Regions from separate parts of the Mus musculus genome. Here all the other regions are linked to region 3. Evidence: chromatin loops called from intact Hi-C (ENCODE). Cell type or tissue: left cerebral cortex. All regions are shown on one strand.

Region 1 (8,000 bases), 76 kb after region 3:
TTTTATTTGTCTCCAAGGACAGGGTGTTGGGTTATTCTCTCTGGAAATTCATGCCAAGTCTAAAATTAAGGCAAGATGGTTCTTTCTCCAGCCCCACTGTCCACTCAGTAGTTTATATAGGAATGTTACAGAGTTTCCCTTCTATTTTACCATCCTGAAAATGGGGCTGGGAAAAACTCACCCTATTTTTGTAAGGACGAATAAAACCTAGACTTAAGACATTTTGAAAAATATATTTAATTGTAAAATATAAACATGTGGGGTTTTTTATTGCTCCCCTGTTGATTATAGTTAAGAAGAAAAATGCTTTTAGTCTGGCTTGTTGATCTAACAGATTGTATCCTATTTGGCAAGTACTCTACCATTGGCATACCTCTCCAGCCCAGTTGTATCCTGTTTGATTTTTTTTCTTTCCCTCACCCTTCCTGTTGCAGTTTCTTAAAATGGAAACCTTAAGTCAGGTGTGGTGGTACACATCCAGAATCCCAAAACTCAAAAGATTGAAGCAGGAGGATCATGCATTTCAGGTTAGCCTGGGCTACGTAGTGATACAATCATAAAATTACAATGTATAGAGTTGGATATCCAAAGAGCTACTCTATATTCTGTGGCTGGAGTTAGTAGTTGCATGGCTGTGTCTGACTTAGCTAACCTTTCTGAACTTCTGTTTCCTCTCCAGTGAATGGAGAACAGTGATGTTGCTGTCTGTTGGAATAGCTGAGTACTTTCACTCTGCAGTTATGAGTCCTAAAGAAAAAAAATTTTTAAACTGCTAATGAAGCTTGAGATGTAGCTCAGTTGGTAGGGTGCTTTGCTTAGTGTGCACAAAGCCCTACGTTTGATTTCTAACACCTCACAAGCTGACCATGTTGAGCTATGCCTGTAATCTAGCACACAGGAGGTAGAGGCAGGAGGATCAGAGTTCAAGTTTACTCTCAGGTGCGTAAAGATTCAGAGCTAGCCTAGGCTACAAGAAAGTTTCAATAAGCCTACAAATCTGTCTGCTTGTGATAACGACAATGGTTTCTTCCGTGGACTAATAATTGTCCCAAACATAGACATAAATGTCGAAATATATTTTGAATCTTGTTTCTAAAAGAACTTTTAAATTTTTTTCTTCCCCTAAATCCACAAGATACAGTAGCAAGAGGAATGAGGCGGACTGAACATCGATGAGGATATATAAGCAGCAGGTGGCTGTTCGGGTTCGGAAGGAACCATGTTGCTATGTATCCATGATATTTACATGGCCAGAATTGAGAAGGAATCCAGGAGGGACACAATATAAATGAGCTTGATGTCACAATCAAGCCAGGGGATGATGTACTAAGGTGTGTCCTTACCTGTGGTTTGATGTTCAACCACTGAGGTCTGGTGAATTCCTTGGGCATTGGTGACATGTTCCATGAGATAACATTCATCTCCATAGGAGCTGGCTTTCCTTGCTTTCTATTCCTGAAATAACTAGTGTCACTTGCTAAACTATGTCCCCACACAATGTTAGATCCCTAACCCCTAGCACCCCCAACATCCCTAGTACCATGTATGAGGTCTTTTTGGAAGTAGAGTGTTCACATCTGAGCAAGTAAGCATGAGGCCCCTGTTCTGATGAAAGGAGACAATTTGTGAAGGAAGACATCAGGTTGCCCTGAGTCTCAGAATATTGGAGATGGCAAGAAGACCGTGGAAGTTAGGAAGAGGCATGGGGCAGCCTGCCTCCCAGTATTCTTGCTCCTAGAAAGTACATGATGAGAAGACTTGCTGAGACCTCATTACAGACCCCCATTTCCTAAGACAACTAGACGATGCACTTCCATTGTTGAAACCACCTAGTTTGTGGCCTTTCATTATGACCTCAGGAAATCAGCCCATGTTGGCTGGCCAGTTTTCTGTACCCAACTTTTGTCTCTCTGACTCGTGGCTTTATGGGTGCTCCTGCACATCGTATGCAGGACTTGGCAGCATACACTGCAAGAGATGATACTTCCTGTGGTTTGGCTTCTGAAAGCAAATGCATTAAAGTCTAATCTTAAGCCTTGGGGGTTATTCAGAACCGGGCTTCTTCATGTTATAATTACCTCACTCTGCCATCCTTTCCCCTAAGACTACACCTTTGAGTGTTTGAGGAACGGAAGGAAGGAGGACAGTTGAACAGCAGAGGTTTAAAGCTCACTTATGCAAAGCCCTTCATTTTCTGATTCTCTCTGCAGGCTTGGGCATTTCTTGTGAAGATTTGGCATCTATTGTAAGCCTGCTTTCCTGGGGAGTATGGCAAGCCTGTAAGGAGAGAAGGGATCTCTCTCTCTCTCTCTCTCTCTCTCTCTCTCTCTCTCTCTCTCTCTCTCTCTCTCTGTGTGTGTGTGTGTGTGTGTGTGTGTGTGTGTGTGTGTGTGTGTGTGTGTGTAGTTTGCATGTTGTTTCTCTGAAGGATCCCATCAGGCAAGATCTTGTCTTCCTTCTCTTTGGAGAATGTTCATTTATATTATGTAAAACATTTAGGTTGGGTTTTTGTTGTTGTTGTTGTTGTTGTTTTGTTTAAAGAAACTTTCAGTGTAACATGTTGAGGTAGTTGGTTCTAGTTTAGATGGGAAAAATAAACTCATCATGCAAAGTAATCAGAGAGGTTATGTAATTATGCGAGCCCCTGACTCATTAACATATGACATCCTATCTCACAGAAAGCATCTCATTTCTTTGGTTTTTTTGTTTGTTTGTTTGTTTGTTTGTTTATTTGTTTTTTATGGCTCCTGAGAATTTTTTTGTGAAGTCCATGAAAGTACTTTTGAAAATCTGCTAGAAGATGATGGTCAACTATTATAACTAAGTCACAAGGAATTGTGTCTTGTCCCAGGAATTCCATGTCCTTGTTTAGCAGTCAAGACAGGGAGACCTCAAAAGGGGTTGGGGGAAGTGACAAAGTTAAGATCGAAACTCAGGATTTCCATCCTCTATAACATGTATTTTCTGAACCAATACTGAGGACCACGGCCCAATTCCAAAGACCAGAGGGAGGGCCAAAAGTGAAAGAGGCATGAGGGGTGCCTGGAGAAGACTTGGAAGAGAGCCCCTAACTCATTAAGGAGAAGATTTGAATCTCAGCCAGGCTTCAGCCTAGAGTTCTCTGAGTTAGACCTCGGGCTGCTGAGTGAGTTTACAATTGTATGCTTCCTACTGAAATGCTGAGGAATTCAGCAATGGGCCAGGAATTCACTTGGAGGTATAAGATCAGCCATGAGTCAGCACTTCACTGACTGATGCTGAGTCAGCACTCCCCTGATGCTGAGTCAGCACTTCCCTGATGCTGGGTAAGGGATATTTGGCCTTCCATTGTGAAGCTTTGTTTGAAATTTCCTATGAACTAATGCTAGGTTTCTCAAATGCGCCTCCAATTCTTCCCTGGCTCCTCTTCCCTTTGACTCTATTGTTCAGTAAGTGACTCATTCCTCTGAAAGGAAGCTAGCCCTTCCCTTCTGTCTGAGCCTAATAAATATACTCCAGGAGGCCTCCTAATACCGTGCCTCATTTTTTATTTCTTAGCAGATCATATGATGGATGGCTGTACTTTTATAATAAATTCAAAAGCCTCCCCTCAGTCCTCACCAGTTTGAATTGCACAAAAGAACATGAAGATAAGAGTGCTTTAAAATAAATCTCAGCTAATTATACATACAACCGCATTCACTAAGTGGGAATATTTTCAGGCCTTTCTATGCTACCCTGTGCCACCTGCTCCCAATGTAAATGGGCATAAATTTAGTTCCATTAAACAAAACACAGCAACTCTTCTCGGGTAGCACAGTCCTTTAGTCCTATTTCCGAGTTGGGAAACTATCTGTTGTGTTCCCTCATCAATGCTGGGCCTGTGTTAACCACACCACAAGGCTGTTTACTTGCATAGCTTGCGATTTTGCTAGCAGGCAAATAGGGCTGTGTCTTAGAAAAGTACTTACAGACTTGATGGCATCTGAACTCCGAGTTCCAGCAATTATGTGTCCCCATGAGTTGCGGAATACACACATTGGATTCTTCAGCTCATTAGGATCTTTTTTTTTTCTTTTTCTTTTTTTTTCTTAGACTGGCATCTTCACTTCGCTAGGAACATAATAAGGTCGCTTAGGAGGAATCCATTCATCTGTTATTGATTTCTGATGTCTGTTAGTCTAGACAGGGTGTTTCTTTGAGAATAGGAGAGTTAGAGCCACAATCAAATGAATCTCAGTTGTCAAGCTCTTTCTATGGCTGGCCTCCTTTGCTGTCTCCGGAATAGACTGGGTGTGGTAGCTCACTCAAGTAATCCTAGCACTCAAGAGGCTGAGGCTAGGGTCTGAGGCCCTCTTGGGCTACATAATGAAGTCAAGACTAACCTGGGCTACCCAGTCAAACCCTGTCTCAAAAATGGGGAAGTTCAATTGCTACACATAGGTGGTGTACACTGGCCCTGTTCTCAGATAAAGCATTTCCCTTCCCCAATTCCTTTTTCACTTGGTGTCTGGACCAGAAGACCTCAGCATCATGTCACACAAGTCAGGAAGTCCAGCTGTGCTCATCTGTCAAGAAAGGAGGAAGCTGCCTATCTGTCCCTGACTAAGGCTGAGTTTTTCCTGATCTTACCACCCCGTTTCCATAGCACCCCCCACCCCACTCCCACACCCTTGCCCCACATTCCTTTCCATTTTGTCCATTCAAAAACTCCTTCCTCCCTTAGAAAAGCTAAAAATACAAGCAACACTTTTCAAGGAGCCTCCCTTATTAGGACCGCATAGTTCAGCTGCTGGCGAAAGGGAGCCCTTCATTATCCTGACTGCACAGGGCTGTGTCTTACAAGTTTTCTGCTCTCTCCTCTGAGATGGTCACCCTCACCCAAGCCCCATTAGCTTTTCCATGGTAATAGAAGGTGACAAAATGCTTGAGGAAACCCCATGTCTACATATGATGGGGACCCCATGGCACTACAGAGAGCTGTGTGTATAGGTTCAAAGATCTTAAAGTCTCTAGATCTTCCAGCCATTGTTAGTGGGGAATTGTCAAATGATTATGGCTATACTCTAGACATGAAGCCCCCAGGATCACGGACTCACTCGTGGGTTGCCAGGAGTGTGCTGACTTGAAGAAAAAGTTCCGGGGAGCGGGGGGAGAGGGGCAGTCTGGAGCTGAAGTTCCCAAGCAGAGGTCCTGTTGTGTGTGATCCTGAGACACAACTTGGACACAGCCTGGACAGCTGGCTCTGATTACTGTGGGAACAGTGTGAGGAAGGCCATTGTCAGATTCCTCAGGGCTCAAAGGCACCGCCTTCCTAACACACTTGATCCCTGCTGGCAAGGAAAGACAAGGAACGAAGGAGTGTGGGATAGACAGGGTAGAGAAGGCCAAAGGTTGGAGTAAGCCGACGACTTCTGGTTTCTCTTGGTTTGGAAGCAAGGCTCAAAGCTGTTCTGTGACCCTCTCAGCCTGGTGTACTAAGACTTAAAGCCCCTAATGCCCTCTGTGCCTCTAGTCATTTTTTGTGTGCTAGACTTGATAATGAAAAAAAGAAATTGTTCATATGGTGTTCCTGTCTCTCACCTGGCCCCTGCCTGGACAAGGTCCTTACTAGTTAGTTTTCTAGCTGCTGTGATAAAAACAGCTGACAAAGGCAGCCTACAGTAGGAGGAGTTAGGGAAGGATATAGATCATCATGCAGAAAGGGCATGGTAATAGAAGCAGTTGGTCGAGTTGTGTCTGCAACCAAGAAGCAGGAAGCAGACCAGAAGTAGGACTGGGCAACGAATCACAAGGCCTGCCCCCAGTGGCCCACTTCCATCATTGAGAATCAGTCTCCAAAAAGCTCCACAGCATTCCAAAGCAGCATCGCCCACTTCAAACCAGTGTTTCAACCCATGAGCTCATGAGAGGTGTGTCACACTCAAACCATAACAGTGTCTCGCTCTTAACTCAGTCTGGCTTTGAGCTTCCTATCCTCCCCACCCCCACCCCTGCCCCCACAGCCTTCTCTGTGCCAGAAATTACAGGCGTGAGCCGCCACGCCCAGAAAAATAGAATTTCTGTGCAATTTCACATGCCACAATCAAGTTCTCTGATTCCAAAGCTTCTTGATGCTTTAAGCACAGATCTGACTAGCACACGGGGTCTCTAGTGACCTTCTGAGGAGTTAGTGGTGTTTAGCCCCAAGCCCAGAGGTCAGCAACGAGCTTAAACTCAAGGACAAAGCTCTAAAAGCATTAGCTAGCAATGCTTGAGAAGGCAGACACTCTAGAGAGCCCTCACTGTGCCAGACTTTGGGGGTTTTGAGAAAATAGTTGAGGGTCAGAGAGATGGCTCAACTGGTGAAGTCTCTTGGCACCAAACCTGATGAATTGAGTTTAAAATGTAGAACATACACAAGGAAAGGAGAGAAACCACCCCCTACGAATTGTCCTCTGACCTCCACATGCCTGTTGAAGCATGCCTGCCCCCACCAAAACAAACAAACAAACAAACAAACAAGCAAGCAAGCAAATAATGTAAAAGACAAGGTTTAAGATAAAATAGGGACTGGAGAAATTGCTCCGCAGATAAGAGTACTTGTTCTTACAGAGGACCTGGGTTCAGTTTCCATGACCCATGTGGTAGCCCATAACCTTCTGTGAATCCAGTTCCAGGAGATATAATGCCCCCTTATGACCTCCTCGGACACTGCAGGCAAGCAAATACTCCAAATGTAAGAATCTTAAAAACTAGTAGCTGAAATCATGATGCCCAGTACACTAACCATCAATGCCTAGGCCTTCAATCACAGGGCTGTGATTCAAGGGCCATTTAGAAGATTAGCACATAGGTAAGCAATCATTTTTTCCCTCCTGGCGTACTGTCCTGTGACGCTCACAGGACCTTGGTTTAGGGTGTGATGTCAGACTTTTGTGCTTTCCTGTGAGCAGGTGTATGGTGGGTTGCCTTGTCCCATCCCAAACGAAGAGAACAGAAACAGTGCTTCTGCGTCCGAGCTTAGTCAGGTTCCAGTGTTGCTGTCTTTCCAGATGTGGCAAAGGGCACCATAAACGACTGTTCCTCAGGAAATAGGCACCAAGCCACAGTGGCCTCCCTGCTTACCTCTCCCCCGCCCAACCCCTGGCCTGGAATGATGTGGTGGCCTCGGGACAGGAAAGAGATGAGCAGAACCGAAGCCATAGCTCCACTCTGTGCACACCGCTTGCCCCATATTTCTAACTCGCCATCTTTTCAGTTCCAAACCCTCTGTGTTAAGTAAATGCTCCATTGCTGTGAAGAGTGTGTGCAGCTCCTGGTGAACCACGCTAGGTTTACACTTCAGAAGCAGCAAGGTGTGTGGCTTGGCATTGTTGGCATATTTCTTTGCAGGAAGTATACATGTGTGTGAATGTGTGTCTGTGTGTGTACGTGCATATGTATGTATATACATTAGTGTATGTATATATATGCATATTTGTGTATGTACATGTGTATATATGTGTATGTCTATGTGTGTAAATATGTGTATATATGTGTTTGCATGTGTATATTTGTGTAACTCTGTATGTGTGTACATGTGTGTATTGTGTTCATGTGTGTATATATGTTTGTATGTATGTGAATGCATGTATGTATGTATTCATGTGCTATGTATGTACAAGTTCATATATATATACATACACATATATGTGTGTATATATATATATATATATATATATATATATATATATATATGCACACACACTTGTGTGTGTGTGTATGCATGGATGTGGTCAGAGAACAATTTCAAGACACCATCTCGTGTTGTTTCTCAGAGTACCACCCATCTTATTTTTTGAGACTATGGACTTTCCTTGGCCTGAAACTCTTGAGTGGCTAAGCTGGTGGCCCAGTGAGCCCCAGGGAATCTCCTGCCTGGCCTCCCCAATGCTGGTGTTACAAGCACATGCCACCACACCTAGAAACATGTGTTCTTGGGTGAACTCAGGTCCTCATGTTTGCAGAGCATGGGGTCATTTGCCAACTGAGTGGTCCTG
Region 2 (8,000 bases), 58 kb before region 3:
CTCTCTGTGTATATGTGCGTGCATGTACACGCACGCATGTGTGTGTTTTTCTTTTATTTCAGGCTGCCTGTAGAAAAATGCTGATTCATAGAGTTATTATTTTTTGCTTTCTCTTTGTGTGCCATTTCTGAGTTTATTTTGTACAACCACCTTGAATTTAGTCTCTCTACATAAATCTTTATGAGTTCCTTTTCTACACGTATGTTGCTTCATTTCATGCTAATGAAAGTCAGGCTTGTCCCAACGAATTGAAAGCAATGTAAGTAATGCCATAGAATTCTCAAGTACATTTCTCCTGGTTCTTAATATATTTTTAATTGCACTGGTAAGTTTTGGATGTATGTGCAAGGGTGCTAGAAGATGCATGGGCATTCCAGAGACCATCCGGCTCATCTTGTCACCACCCTGTCACTCAGCTTAGAACCTTAGGAAGATTCTCTCATTATGAAAATAGCAAGTTGAAGGGGTGGGGGACAGATAGCCAAATGGATATAGTGTGCTGGCTCTGTAAGGCTGGGGACCAGTGTTCTGACACCTAGACCCAACTACACACCTGATGAGTGAGCAGCCTGTGGGTGATTCCAACACTTGGAAAGCAGGGGTGGAGTGGGGTGGGAGGGGTGGTCCCTGGAGCAAGCTGGCTAGTTAGAGTGGAAGTATAGGAGATCCGGCTTCAACTGCTAGACCCTAGCTCAAAGAATAAGATAGAGAGCCATCTAGGAATTCCGTGGTTTTCAATGTCTAGTCTCCACAGGTGTGCATACTTGACCTATACATCAGAGAGAGAGACAGAGACAGAGAGAGACACAGACAGACACACAGACACAGACACACACGCGCGCACGCGTGCGCGCACACACACACACACACACACACACACACACACACGTTCTTTGTAAAAAAAAATGGAAATAAAGTTTAATTTTGTAGGCCTGGAAAAGACGTCGTGCCTTTGTGAGTGGAGATGGTCTATTCATTGAATGCTTCTCATATAGCAGGCAGCATGGTTTCCTCATTGTAATTCTATGCCAATAGCTTGATGCTTCTCTTTTCGGGATTCGAATCCATCTTGCATCCTCCCAGCAAGCCGGGTAGCACACCCTGACTGTCTGTGTTAAGCCTGTATCCCACCCAAGGTTTAGAGTATCATAGAAACTACATAGAATCACAGCACTGTGGAAATTTTGGGAGACTGCATTATTTATTGAAACACTCTGTGACGTTAAATACTTTTGTAAATATACAGAAAGTTCATGAGACTAAGAAACCTCACCCAGGCCACACAGGAGGTTCTCAGTAACTATTTTCTTGTTTATTTGAGTGACTTTATTTATAACTTAAAAAAAAAAAAACCAACAACTCTGTTTTTAAAAATATCTGTAGTGACTGTCTTTAACTATTTGAGGACATTAAAAAAAAAATCTCCCAAACAATACAACCTTTCCTTCCTGCCTGGTGGAAAAATTGGCTCCTCAACCAAGCATAGTATTTAAACTTTTCTGTTTCTAGCTAAGAGTATGATATTTAGTGGCTCTTAAGTCAGGGAATTCCACACAGTATGTTCTAAGTAATCCCTTGTGTTACTGTCTTATTTCAAGATAACCCTGGTAATGTTTGTGAGGTGAGGGCCCGAGTTTGACCTCCAGAACGGATACAGAAAAGTCAGGTGTGGTAGAGCACACTTCAAATCACAGCACTTGGAGAGGCAGAGAAAGAAAGATCCCCAGGGCCAGCTATGTGGTGAGTTACAAGGTCAGTGAAAAACCCTGTCTCAAAATGACAAGAGGGGCTGGCTTTTGAGTAGTGACATCCAAGTTTCGTGCCTGGTGTCCACATGCAAAATCCATGAGAACCCACAGAGACACCGACAGAAACTGGCTGCTTTTCTTGGACTCATAAGTTTTAGTGTGATTATATATTTTCTGGGACAAGGTGTTTCTGGAGATGTATTGCTTTGTACCACTATTCCCTGAGAGACTCGGCGTAGAGAAACAATGTCATTCAAGTGATTATTTGGAGTTTTCAGGTCTTGTGTGACTTTAAATGCATGGTTGGCGGATTGTTTTAAACATGGGGATTTCAGAAAGAGGGAAATGGCTTAGTGGTTACCAGGACTTGTTGCTCTTGCAGAGGGCAAGGGTTTGATTTCCAGAACTCGAGGAATGGCTCCCAGCTGTCTATGACTCTGATTCTAGGGGATCCGATACCTTCTTCTGATCTCTGTGGGTGCATGCATGTGAAACACGTGAATATATGCTGGTAAAACATTCATACACATAAACTAAATTACTCAGGACAGGACAGGGAAGTGGAGGAAGAAGAGTGAAATAATTCTATTTCAACTATGTTAAAAATAAGTAGAACCAAACAAAAAAAATTCAAAAAAAAGACAAACAAAGGCTAACACAAAATCCTCCCTTAAGGAGTTTATAATCAAGTAAGGAAGGATTATCAGCACTGATTTTCCAATCACCCCAATGTCAACATTGTAGCCATGGTTATGGAACACAGAGGGCCTCCATACATGTCTTAATTCTGCCAAGCACGGTTTATATTTCACATGTATTGATTGAGCTGCTATTTCTGTCTTTGAGTTCTAGGAAATTTTATGACTGTTCAGACATGTAAATTACCATTCCAACAATTTCCTCTTTCAAAAAATAAAAATAAAAACTCAAAAACACTTTAAAACACCCTGATCATTTTAATAAAATAACCTACACATCAGGATGTTTTGGATTGTCTTGCACAAGACTGGCCCTGTCAACAATCAGCCATGGGTTGGGAAGCCCTGCTGAAAAAGTAGCTACTGACTGAACTGGGAGAGAGAGGCATGCATCACTGTCATCAAAATGTCTACCCACGCGTGAGCCCACCGAGTACAAATGTGTTTATTGTCTCACAGATGGCCTTGGTTAAATATGGTACACTACAAAACAAAGCAAATGGACATGAAGACTAGAAAAAGAATCAGTAGGGGAGACAGTATTGACGGAGGTGGGAGGGTGGGAGGAAGACACCATAAGGTTGTGGGGACTGAGAGTAGTCACAATATCTTAAATATGATTGTCCAAGAGGATATTTCATTTATTAATTTTTTAAGTGTGTGAAATTGCATACATTACTTAGGGTTTTTTTTTTTTTTTTTTTTTTTTTTTTTGGTCCCAGGAAATGTTCTTCCTTGTGTAGCCAGGGGCAGTGGCAAAGATCTTTATTCCTGGCCCTCAGGAGGCAAAGGCTGAGACCTCAGAGGGTAAATTCCAATATTCGAATTCCAGGCCTGCCCGGGCTCTATCTAAATCTGAAACAAACAAGAAGCTTATGTGTACAAGAAGGATAATAAGCAAATGTATGGTAAAATAAATAATATGAATTCTTCCTGCCTTAAAAATCATTTGTTGGGAAATTAAATACCACCGTCTTGTGAGTCATATTTTTCCTGGATCTGATGCTTCCATGATTACAGTGTAAAGACTGAAGGACAACTTATTTCTGCTCAGGTTCTTGACCCCGGAGTAGGTGTCAACCTCTTTCTTATGACCTGTAAGCATTGAATACAAGCTCCATCAATTCAGTTTAACAAGCTCTCTCCTCCATAGGTCAGGAGAAAAAAAAAAGTAAATAGTATCTCCTCTCAGGGAGTATAACTGGGTTTTCTATAAGAAAGATGTTCAGTGTTGCTCGTGTGTGTGTGTGTGTGTGTGTGTGTGTGTGTGTGTGTGTGTGTGTGGCGTGGGTGCAGTGGCAATATTGTGCGTTCCTTTCAAAATGCACACGATGCCTCGTGGTCTGTGGGTGGGGGAACCACCTAAGGTGTCCTTACAAGTTACTCATCCCTTGTTCCTCCCCAGCAAGGAAAAACCCAGCATGCTGAGGCTGGGGTGTGGGGGCTGGGGTGATCAGTGAGCTGTGAGCAGAAACCTTGATGTTAGATCCTCAATGGCATGGAGGTACATGACTGTATTATCAGTATGCATAGTGAAACAGCGTATAAGTGACAGTCATGGTCGAATGGAGGACTAGTCCCACCCTGCACCCCACCCCCCAAAATTACAGCATACCCACAAATTTGCCTGATCTAACAAGGAATGCAAATTACAATCTTTCCCACACGAAAACTAGCACTCTTGGGGCCAGAAATTGAAGTGTGTGTGTGTGTGTGTGTGTGTGTATGCATGTGTAATTTGTAGACATTCTAGGCATGTGTAATTCATTGATTAACTAACAGGGAATGCAACTTACAATCTTTTTCACACAAAAATTAGCAATTTGGGGGCCAGAGGTTGAAGCGTGTGTGTGTGTGTGTGTGTGTGTGTGTGTGTGTGTGTGTGTGTACATATGAAATTTGTAAACATGGTAGACATGTATAATTCATTGACTATTTCTTTTATTTTGTTTTCCTAAGACAAATGTTATTCAATGATGTTTCTAGTTTATTTTCTGCTATATCTTTGTCACTCTTAAACTATCAGAGGAATAGATAAAGATATTAAAAGATTCTTTACAAATATACCCATGAGTGATTTAGGGACAGTGATGCTTCATCTGAGATGTGCAGGTAATATAATAAATTCATAAAGATTTAATTTCAGACTCCTTAAGGAGACATTCTCTGTGTTGTCAGAGATTAAATTATGCCACCCCCACCCTCCCAATTCTCAGTAGCAAACAGGTGAAGAAGGCTACTGGTTTGCCCCAGGGCTGTGGTAAATCACAGGACTACAACCAGGTGGCTTTGGACCGAAGTCTTAAGTTCTCTCAGCATCCGGAAAAGGAGGAAGCAGGCTTTTACCATCGGGTTCTCATCTGTGGCTTCAGAAACCCCTAGCATGCTCAGTGTCTTCCAAAAGGCCTCCCTGGAATCCGCTTAGGGCTTGAGCAGGGTGGGGGGGGTGGCGTGTAGAGGCGGGGAATCAGTATAAGCTGAGCCTCCCTGAATTCCAAATCATCAAATGTAAAATACTGCCCAATCTGGAACGTTCTGAGCACCAACGTGACACAAGTGGAAAATTCCACTGATGAGTGATGGGAGTTTCAGAGCACTGGTGCCCTCGAGAGATTTTACTGTGTGAACTTTAGGTTGTCTGGGTGACACGTGCATGCAAACCAAAAGAATTTCACTGTTAGACCTGAGTCCTAACTGCAACCTACCTCATCATACATGTGCAAAGTAACTGGAAACTGGAAAAAAAAAAGTCGGAAGCACTCCTGGTCCCAAATGTTTGGAATAAAGGATGCTCACTGTTTATTGATAGGAAGCTCTTAGGCATGCTTATTCCTGGGATGTCATGAAAGTCATGATGTACCTTAAGTTTCTTGTAGAAAGTCCTCCTTGGTCAGTAGGGAGTGATATAGTAAGGGCAAGGTCTTGCATATGGAAACCAATATAGACAGCTTTAAAAGGGAAGGGCTCAGTGGGGTGACCTTCCCTGTGGGCTACTGCCTGTCCCCAGCCAGTCAAGCCTAAAAAGTACCAAGGAATGAACTTGAAACTTGCAAAATCAACCATCCTTCCTTACCTTCACTCCCTCCCTTCCTCCCCTCCCCTCCGTCCCTGGGAGGAGCTAGAAGTCTTTGCTATACTCAAGGGATGTTTGTCACAGTCCTTTTACCTTCAAGCTATGATCTGTGGCTGGACCCACTGGCTCTGTGGCTTGCCTCTGAATACCAAACAAATGATGAAAGAAGTGACTTTTTTTTTTTGTCACCAGCCAAAGGAGGGGCCTGAAGCATGACCCTTGCCTTTGGCAGAAACACTAACAGCTCCCTAGCATCCTGGTGCTCAGGCCCACATAACATCTCAGTGGAAAGGAGAACAGAGCAGAGGATGAAGGGGAAGTGGTGGGAATCCTGAGCTGGTAATACCCGTGGTGACAGCAGAGCCGTCTGCCAAGCAGAGAACACTGGTGAGCCTTTGGGCACTAATTGCCAAACATGTTTGTACTAGAATGGGGTTCAGAAACTCAGACAGAGCCCTGCCTTGTGTTCAACCTCGTGTGGGAAAGGTTGATTTATCCTGAGCTGAAATTCAGGCATCTGTGTGTCAGGAAACGTTCTCAGGTGGCTCCCTAAGCCCCTCCGCTACAATCTCCAAAATGTGGAGGACAGAGGACACCCAGGACTTCAGCTCTTTCAGAGGGAGTCAGACAGTTTTCTTCTGAGCATCTCTGCCCTGTGAACATGAAGAAGGGCTTTGGGCCAAAAGTTCCCGCAGGGAAGTTAACAGAGGTGGAAAGTTGAAATAACCTGAAAGGCACCCAAGCTGAGAAACTGCCCTTTCTCCTTGCTGCCACAAATAGCTTTGTGAGGCAGTCAATAGAGAAAGGCTCAAGGCTAGCAGCTGTGTGGGATGCTTCTGTGCACTGGGCAGCGGGAAAGGAAGATCTCTTTTTTACCCCCCCCCCCAATCCATCTTTCTCCATTCCCTCCCCTTTCCCTATTCCATCCCTCCTCTCCTCTCCCTATACCCAGACCTAGTCCAAGGTGAAGAAATGCAGATCGTTCTGTAAGCCTGACTGACACAGATCAACTAGATCAGTGTGCTACAGGGAAAAACTGACTATGTTATAAAGGCAATACCCTTCAGCAAGTAACAACTTCCTCCTCTTCCTCTTCCTCCTCTTCCTCCTGCTCGTCCTCCTCCTTCTCCTCCTCCTTCTTTCTCCTTCTCCGTATCTTCTTCTTCCTCCTCCTTTCTCCTCCTCCTTCTCTTCCTCCTCCTCGTCTCTTCTCCTCCTCTTCTCCCTCCTTGTCTCTTCTCCTCCTCTTCCTCCCCCTCTTCCTCCTCCTCCACTTCCTCTTATTCTTCTAAGAAAGCAAAAGATTCTTTCTCTTCACATTTTGGAAAGTTGGTCTCATTGGCTTCTTGCTTTTGATGTTCAACTCTCTGTGCCAATGCCGCTCTGAGCTCAATCTTCGAGGCTCTTCTGATCCAGGCTGGCAACCTCCTAAAATTAAATGTCACTTCAAGTTCAGCTAAAATATACAACTCAAAAAAAAAAAAAGTCTATGAATGGAAGTAGGGAAGAGAGGATCAACAAACCAAGATGTAGCATTCATGCCATGAAAAAGACTTTAAGATGCCCCCCAACAGGCTCTTCCCCGGGTTAACACTTTACAGTACACAAGAAGACTTTGATATATTCCTGGTGGGCCATTGTTTCCCATTTCCTCTCTGGAGGTTTTGACTAACTGAATCCTTGCAAATCATCTTCAACAAAACGACTTGTGTCTCATAGGCAGTGTATGAGTTAGCTTAAAATTCTGATGAAAGAAATGAAAATAATGTTGTGTTCTTTTAAATTTTTTTAATTTTAAGAGAACGTGTGTGTGTGTGTGTGTGTGTGTGTGTGTGTGTGTGTGTGTGCGCGCGTGTGCGCGCGCGCTCGAGTGCACATGTCACAGCTTGCTCCTCTGGAGGTCGGACAACAGCACGGAAGACTTGGATCTTTACTTTCCCTTTTATATGGATTCCAGGGATTGACCCTGGGTGTCCAGGCTTGAGTGGCAAATGCTTTTACCCAGCAAGCTGTCTCAATGGCTTCCTTTTCCTCCCACTCTATTAACATTCTTTATTCCCTCAGGTGGGAAACCCTCAACTATATAATACATTATTTTTCTCATCTTGGAGCTGAAAAATGAGGGTCTTACAAAGGAGAAAGGGGGGGGGTTCATGTCAGACCCACCATGAGCTGTGTTTAGATGCAGTTGTTAGCAGGCGTAGGGTTGCTTGGAAGGGACCAGCTACCACCCCAGAAGGCTGGGGATTTACTCTGCTGCTGTTACCTTGGGTTTCTGCCTTCTTTCTCTCAAGGCTCTGGCAGATGTTTCAGTGCATGGGAAAGGGATGCCCGCAGCTGGTCGGTGATGGTTACTGGTTGTAATGGAGACCTTTCGTTTTTTCAGATCTCTGTTCTGTTCAGATCAGACATTTGTATATCGTTTTTGTCTGTGTAGCCCTGGCTGGCCTGGATTTGATCACGGCTCTCTCCCCACTTCCC
Region 3 (8,000 bases):
TCACAGAAGTCACCTGATGTGGCTCCAAAGTGACTCTGTGATCCAGGCCTTGCCTTGGGTTTGTGACTTACTTAGCTACGTGTGTAATGGATAATTATGACTCTAGGCTACTAGGCCTGGCTGAAACAATGTGTGAATTAAGTAAAGACAATCTTATATTTCTGTTTTTAAAATATGTTTTTACCAATGAGCATGCACTTCTTTGTGTCAGTCCATGAATCCTACTTGATCAGCTTCTGAGGGACACTGGTCAGTGCCCAGTGGTGGCCCATGAATTTTAGGAAAGGGAGTAGTTGCACCTCAGGTTATGTATAACGGTGACAAAGTGAACAGGCAGTCTCACAAATCAAATCTAAAAATGTCTAGCACCTTAGGTGTTGGGGTCATGTGTTAATTAGTTTTCACTACTAGGAAAAAAAAAAAAAACAATGAGAGAATCGACTTTTAAAGAGGAAGGGTTGGCTCATCGTTCCAGAGGTTGTCATCTGTAATCAGTGTCCCCATTGCTTTTGGGACTGTGTATCAAGGCAGTGTATCATGGCAGGGGCATGTGTGGAACAAGATCTGCTCACCTTATGGCTAGTAAGGACAGGAAGGAAGGAAGGAAGGAAGGAAGGAAGGAAGGAAGGAAGGAAGGAAGGAAGGAAGAAAGGAAGGAAAGGAAAGAAAGGAAAGGAAAGAAAGGAAAGAAAGGAAAGGAAAGGAAAGAAAGAAAAGAAAGGGAAAGGAAGGAAAAGGAAGGAAAAGAAAGAAAGGAAAGAAAAGAAAAGAAAAAAGAAAAGAAAGAGGAGGCTGCAGTTCCACACTCTTTTTCCCAGGCATGACCCAAATGGCCCGAGGAACTTGAAGCTTGCCCCATCTCTTCTATAACTTTGCCAAAGTGTTCATGACAAAGCCAAGATGTGGATCTTTGGGGCAACATTCTAGATCCAGACTAGAGCAAGCACATAGACAGTGTCCAGACTAACAAAGGCTGAATCTAGTGGACTGTGCATCCATCCCTACAGAGGTTGGACTAAGAATTATCTTTATTTGGGCTAGTGTTGGAGGTTTTGTAATCATTAGTGCTAATATTGCTGGAGAAAACACTAAGGTGCCTAATGTGTGACTGCTGTTATTTCTCTTTGCTGGCCTCTGGAGTGGCCCCTTTCTGGTTGGAGGGTGCTGAGATCACACCACACACGGAATCAATTGCCGGGTTGTTCTTGTTTGTTCTTTAGCATGCTTGGCTTGCTGCCCACAAGGTGAAGTCCCTCAGTGTGTGATAGTCTGGTGGAGCTGAGTTGTGGGGCACACGTCCTTATGGCAGGAGATGCCAATGGAAGATCCTATCTTCCGTAGGACGTTGGAGGGTGTTCATGGGAAACTTGAGGAGCCTCCTGTGATGACTCATTGTAGCCAGAGAAAAGCAGCTGTTTCCCAAGGAAGCCATGAGCTCATTATGGAGAGTGGTATAAAGCTCCTGGTCCCCTGGCCCTGGGCGTTCTTATGATCCAAATGTCTGCGTTTAAAGGAGAAAAGGGAAGAACCGGCTTAACCAAGATGTCAGAATGGGACCAAAAGTGGGCAAATATCTCCTCACTCTTTCTTGCCCAGCTTTCTGTTGCTCCACTCTGACTTTCTGACACTGAGCATCTCCCAGTCCAGACCTCAGTCCTCAATAAGGCCTTGTTGGCTTTCTGTGTCAGTTTTCTAGGGCTACTGTAACAAGATGCCCCAAGGCTGGCTGGCTGGAAAGAGAGACATTTGTTTCCTGTGACTGTGTAGGTGAGGTGTCTGAGGTAAAAGGTCAGCCGAGCCAGGTTCTTCTGGGATATTTAATTTGGCTTGTGGACTGAATTCTTCTTGAGTCTTCATGTCATCTTCTCAGGTGTTTTATCCCTAATCTCTTCTTACAAGGACACTCATACTGGGTTAGGGACCACCCATACAACCTCAGTTTACCTTATCTCCCTCTTGAAAGCTCTCTCTGTTTTGGTCTTGCATATGCTGATTCAACTAACTGAGGTTTAAAAATAGTTCGTCATATTTTTTTAAAAGGTACTTATTTACATGTGTATTTTACATGTGTATATGGAGATGTCTGAGTATTTGGATGTGTGCCACAAGTGCACAGGAATTCACAGAAGTCAGAAGAGGTTCTGGATGCCCTAAGCTAGAGTTACAGATAGTTGTTAGCTGCTGTGTAGGTACTGAGAACCTGAGTCCTTTCTGAAAGAGCAGGGAACGCTCTTAACTAACCACTGTGCCATCTCTCCAGCCCACGAGTATGTAGGTTCACTGCAAATCCTGTCATTTTAACAGAAAAGATCTGGACACCTGTGGTTTTAGTCTCCATCAAGCAAAGGGGCCAGAATCTGTCTTCCTCAGATCCCAAAGGAGGAGGGAATGTTCGGGTGTCGAGGGACCAGGAGTGAGGGTTTTATAGGTGCTATTGTTGCTTCAGATGAGCTACAACAGACTCTTTAACTGTTAATTTTTACAGTAATATGCAGGTGGCTAAATCATGATTCTAGTGCCGAAAATGTTTTTAACTGCTTGTCATAGGCTGAGCCTCGTGCCAGGCACTGGGGGGGGGGGGGGTTAACCTCTGCAAATGAAGAGTTGCTTCTTGCCAGGTTTGTGGAGCATAGCATATGAGTGAGCTCCAGGTTCGTGGTAGTAGATCCTTGAGGCTTGCATTCACGTCGGTGTGAGTTGGTTTTTGTTGCTTAGGGGACATTGGGACACTTATGTGTCTGGAGTATGTGATAACTGGAGTTCTGAAGAGGAAAGTCTGCAAAGACGACACCAGGCTTGTAAATCTGTCCTTCCAGTGTGTAATGTTTGCTTGGGAACTGGCTGACGTATGTGTACTTGGCATTTTTATTTTTTATTTTAGTTTTTCTCTCTCTCTTTTTTTTTTTTTTTTTTTTTTTTTTTGAGGGCAAAGCTGCTATTTTTACCCCCCCTAGTAGTGTTCTGATGACTCCTTGAGAATGTGGTTGCTATAGGAAGCACCAGCTGTTTCTTCCCTGGGTCCACGTCTTAGGCATATTTTTGTCCCCAATTTCTGGCATTATGCCCGCCTGGCATTTAGTAGGTCTTTGGCAAATATTTGCTGAATTACGTTTGCCGGATGGAAAGGCTTGCTGGGTGTGTGGCTCCTTCTCTGTGACAAACCCCTTGCCTCTCCAAGAAGGAGATTCTTAGCTTCTCAGCAGGAGCACTGTGAGTCACACTTGGCCTGGCTGACTCAGCATGGTCCCAGAGTCTCTAGCCCATTCAGAGCAGCCAGTTATCCTGGAGCCACTGAGGATTCTCAGAGTGAAGATGGGTATTGCACACACAGGTTAATATAGAGATGTGCACTGGAAAACACTAGCTCATTGAGCAGAATGGAAAAAAATGTAGCATGAATATAATAATTAGGTTGGGGCTCTGGGCAACCCCAAGCCTTGCTCTGGGGGTTGGGGTGGGGTGGCGAGTACTCTTTGTTTCCCTCACACTGCCTCTCCTCTGCCTTCATTATAGAGTCACTGAGAAGTGACTTAAGGTGAACTGTGAAAGGAGAAGTGCACTTGTGTGATAGATGTGGGAGTGGGTGTGGGAAGGTTGTTCCAGGCATTAAAAAAAAAAATTCCATCAAAGAGGCTTGGCTGGCTTTCCATTTCCAGTAATTGCTGACAGTTTTTATTGTTTAACGTTTTTTTCAAAGTGTCCTCAGCACCTCAGGATGTTCAAAACTCGAGCGTTTTCATGGGAGCGGTTCTGCCAGATGATAAGAGATGAGTTCTGTGATCAGCAGCAGAAGTGGAGTTGGCAGTCCCAGTGTTGATGGGAATTTAAATATACAGGAGTCAAAAAAATTCAGTTCAAGTTCAACGGTGAATGCGCCCCAGTCCCTTAGGGTACACGGCAGTAGCTCGTTCTGAATTGGTGGCAGATTGTGTTGAGTTTAAGCCCTTGTTTTTGCAGTCTTTCTGTCAAGGTCAACATGTGAATGGTGACTTTCAGCTTTCTTGGTTCTTGTAGTCTTACCCACTGCTTACACTGCTAAAGTGTTTGTGGATCAAGGGTCACGATTGTCATAAAAATAAAGACTCTGCCCTGCTCAAGCTGTGGTGCGGGATCTATATGACGTGAAGACAGGTCTCTGCCGGAGTATGACTTCATACTGACACAAAACAGTGGCTTCTACATTTGGATGATATATAAACGCCATGGACTCTACCCTTCTGTCTGACTTTAAACTATTTGGTGATATAAAAGCAACCAGATTGCTGTGCGGCCACGACCACCACCATCTCCCGATCCGTGATGGCTGATGCGTATGCCAGCTTGATGAGATCTAGACTCACAGGGGAGATGGGCTTAATGTATGCCTGTGGGGGTATTACCTCCATTAGGCTAATCAAACAGAGAAGGCCTTTCCACTGTGGGTGGCACCATTCCCTAGGCTAGGAACTTGAATGTCTACAAATAGGACAATAAGTTGAGTTCAAGCATTTATCGCTCTCTGCTTCCTTACTGTGGATCTATATGACCAGCTACTTCAAGCTTTTGCTGTCAGGAATCCCCTACTGTGATAGATTGTACCTTGAACTATGACCAGGATAAGCCTTCTCTCCCATAAGTTGCATATGTCAGTGTGTTTTATCAAATTGACAGGAAAAGAAAGTAAGACAAGAACCATTTTAATTGTGCTAAATCAAACTATATTTTAGATAACAATTCTTCTGCACCCTGCTCCATCCCTGGCTACTACTACTTAACTTTCTGCTCTGTGATATTAACCCCTTAAAGGAGCCAATCAAATGGCCTGAGACATGGCTGAGCATAAAGGTGCTTGATCTCAGGATGACAACTGGAATCCACCTGGTGGAAGGAGAGAGCCCACTCCTGCAAACTGGCCTTTGACCTAAACATCTGTGCATGGACACATACACAAGAAATAACTGTAAATAAATGTTTAAAAAATCAATGCAAATCAAATAGTATTGTCATTTCATACTGGCTTGTTTTTCTTAGCTAGTGTATTTTTGGTAATAGCTTCATTAGGAGATAACCTATAAATCCCTAAAAGTAAATTGTTTTTTTATTTTTGTTTTTGTTTTTAGTAATTTTAGTTTCTTTTCTGTAGTCTCCAAAAATATACACGTTTATTTCTTTCTTTATTTAAACTGTTTAATGTGTATGTTTGGTGCATGGTGTGTGCCTCTCTCTGTGTGTCTGTCTGTCTGTCTGTCTCTCTCTCTCTCTCTCTGTGTGTGTGTGTGTGTGTGTGTGTGTGTGTGTGTGTGTGTATTCGTCAGGGTTCTCTAGAGTCACAGAACTTATGGGTAGTCTCCATATAGTAAGGGAATTTGTTGATGACTTACAGTCTGTAGTCCAACCCCCAACAACGGTCAGCAGCAGCTGTGAATGGAAGTCCAAGGATGGAGCAGTTGCTCAGTCCCACAAGGCAAGCAGGCAAAGAAGGGAGAGAGTCAATCTTCCTTCTTCCAATGTCCTTATGTAGGTCTCCAGCAGAAGATGTGGCCCAGATTAAAGGTGTTGCCACCACACCTTTAATCCTAGATGACCTTGAACTCAGAGATCTCCTGTCTTAATCTTCTGGAATTCATAGCCACTATGCTGCAAGATCTCCATGCCAAGATCCAGGTCAGAAACTTGTATCTCCCAAGCCTCCAGATTAGGATCACAGGTGAGCTTTACAATTCTGGATTGTAGTTCATTCCAGATATAGTCAAGTTGACAACCAGGAATGGCCACTACAGTGTGTGTGTGTGTGTGTGCTTATATAGTGTATGTATGTGTGGGGCATGTCCATATTATACATACATGTGGTATGAATATATGGTGATATATATATATATATATATATATATATATATATATTCTGTATATTTGATGTGTTGAATAATGTAAATGTGTACATGTATGAGATGTGTGGTGTGTGTATGTGTGTGTGATGTATGTATGTATGTGAGGTGTGAATATTCATATGGTGTGTGTATGTAGGGTGTGTATGTGTGTGTGGTGATTTCAGGTGTGTATGTAGGTTCACAGAAGCCGGAGAAGGACGCCAGGTGCCCTGCTCTATCACTCTGAACCTTATTGCCTTCAGACAGAGGTTCTCATTGAACCTGCACGTAGGCGGATGGCCAACCCTCCTCGGTGATTTCCTGAAGGGCTACAGTTGCAGGTGTGCAGAGGAGCGCATCTGACTTCATATGTGGATGCTGAGGATTTTAACTCCAGTGCTCGTGCTGGCTCAGCAAACAGTTTTATCCTGTGAACCCTCTCCCTGCCTCCTGAATATGTGATTACTATCTGTCAAGTCCAGTTAGAAAAATGCTAGGAAGTAAACAAGAGCAGAAGGTTGGGAAGTGACCAGACTATGCTCACATTATTCTAATCAATTCGGAGGGAGGCCCACAATGTTTGATTTACATGTTTCTTTTCATTTAAGCGATGCCATCTTCCTCCCCACAGCCAGCGATATGTAATCGCCTCTTGTTCTTGTGACGGTGTTGCTGCTCACAACTTGTTCTGATATGTATGCTAGAGAATCAACAGAAATGAATTTCCTGCGGCCAGGAGTGACTTGATGGTGCATATGGTGTGTGTGTAGTGTCAGCATGTGCATAGGAACGTGTGCCCATATATGCTGTGGAGACTATTGGCTAATGTCAAGTGACCTCTGGCCTGGCTGACCAGTGAGCTCTGAGGACCCATATGCAAGGACAGGATTTGAATTTGCAGGGGTCTCTGCAAACACCACAGCCAGCAAACTGTTGATCATCGAGGATCAAGAAGGCAATTAGATTCAGCGTGGCTCGGTAGCTGGTATTGGTGCAGACTTCAAGACGCTGACCTCCAATAGGCATATTTAAGCACAGGACAATTTGGAAAAATAATTTCCTGGCAATAATTAACTCAGTCCCATGTGCACCACAAAGCTTAAGATATGACTATGTTGAAATTCCTTATAAAGTGCAAGTAACATCGTCTAGAAAGGTGGGCTCTAAAGATTGAGAAAAACAAACTCAAGACGAGAGTCGGAGGGAGGATCCAGCATAGCCTGGCCACACAGATAGCATAAGGGTCACCAGGCTAATTAACCATATCTGCTTCCAGCCTCCTAAGCAGAAAATAGGTTATACATCTCTCCCTTTGATGTGACAGTCTGTGTGTTAGCATTCCTGGTTCCCTTAGAGTTTATTTATGAACACAGAACCTCTGCACCTCCTACATGATTTGACAGAGCTATTGGCCATGCTGGTACATGAGTTATTTGAGGTCTGTGATTCCCATAAAATAAACAGATCTCTTTATGAAAAATGACCACAGGTATGGTACAGGCATGGTGAACCACACCTGTCATTCAGGGTTTGGAAGGTAGAGGCAGGAAGCCTAGGCTGAAAGATCCTGTCTCAAAAATTCAAAGCAGATAAACGTGGGAAACAGTCATCTTTAAAAAGGAAGAAAAGTGGCAATTTATGTCTCATTGCTTCTGGGAAAGGTATTCGTTGGTGTAGTTATTTAGGAAAGTGGGCATTTTCCAGGAAATATAAGCGTGCACATATGCATTTTAATTATACAGCTTTCCTTGTAGAATTTCCCATTGAAAAACCACTATGTGTGTGTGCTATAAGCCATGGAGGGTGTTCATTACAATCTTAACTATGTTAATGATTTCAAAATTCAGAGCCAAGCTGAGTGTTTAGCAGAGTAAACAGAAGACAAGCATGTGGCCTTGGGATGGCTCAGAAAGTAAGGCTACGAAATTGAAGACCAGTATTCAGTCTCTGGGTCTCACTCGGGAGAAAAAGAGAGCCGCTTGCAACAAATTGTCCTCTATGCTATGGCATGCTTGTATCTATATGTGTATATGTATATGTATGTTTGACCAAACTATTGTTCAGTGATATATATATATATATATATATATATATATCACACAAACATATTAAAAAGCACATTATGATATACAATCAAATAAAAGGATACTATAC

The links. A loop is a pair of places that touch in the nucleus more often than their neighbours do. Peaks named below come from ENCODE experiments on the same cell type or tissue, not always from the same donor. Only the 100,000 strongest peaks of a DNase experiment are listed, where the experiment ranks them.
Region 1: a loop joins it to region 3, with 2.1 times the contacts of the local background. A loop is called at or near these places in 3 of 42 quality-filtered maps.
Region 2: a loop joins it to region 3, with 2.2 times the contacts of the local background. A loop is called at or near these places in 4 of 42 quality-filtered maps.

What each region holds. Positions count from the first base shown.
Region 1 is chr13:45,746,682-45,754,681 of GRCm38, reverse strand. All of the region lies in intron 4 of Atxn1 (ataxin 1), which reads left to right. Among named protein-coding and RNA genes, the nearest start is that of Atxn1, 210 kb to the left of the region's middle. In left cerebral cortex, a CTCF peak has its summit at 6,676; DNase peaks (open chromatin) are centred at 3,301, 3,760 and 5,827; H3K27ac peaks cover 387 bases.
Region 2 is chr13:45,880,948-45,888,947 of GRCm38, reverse strand. All of the region lies in intron 2 of Atxn1 (ataxin 1), which reads left to right. Among named protein-coding and RNA genes, the nearest start is that of Atxn1, 80 kb to the left of the region's middle. In left cerebral cortex, no CTCF peak of the experiment used is centred here; DNase peaks (open chromatin) are centred at 2,888 and 3,813.
Region 3 is chr13:45,822,948-45,830,947 of GRCm38, reverse strand. The region is part of intron 3 of Atxn1 (ataxin 1); the gene reads left to right. Among named protein-coding and RNA genes, the nearest start is that of Atxn1, 140 kb to the left of the region's middle. In left cerebral cortex, no CTCF peak of the experiment used is centred here; DNase peaks (open chromatin) are centred at 1,405, 3,167 and 3,562; H3K27ac peaks cover 467 bases.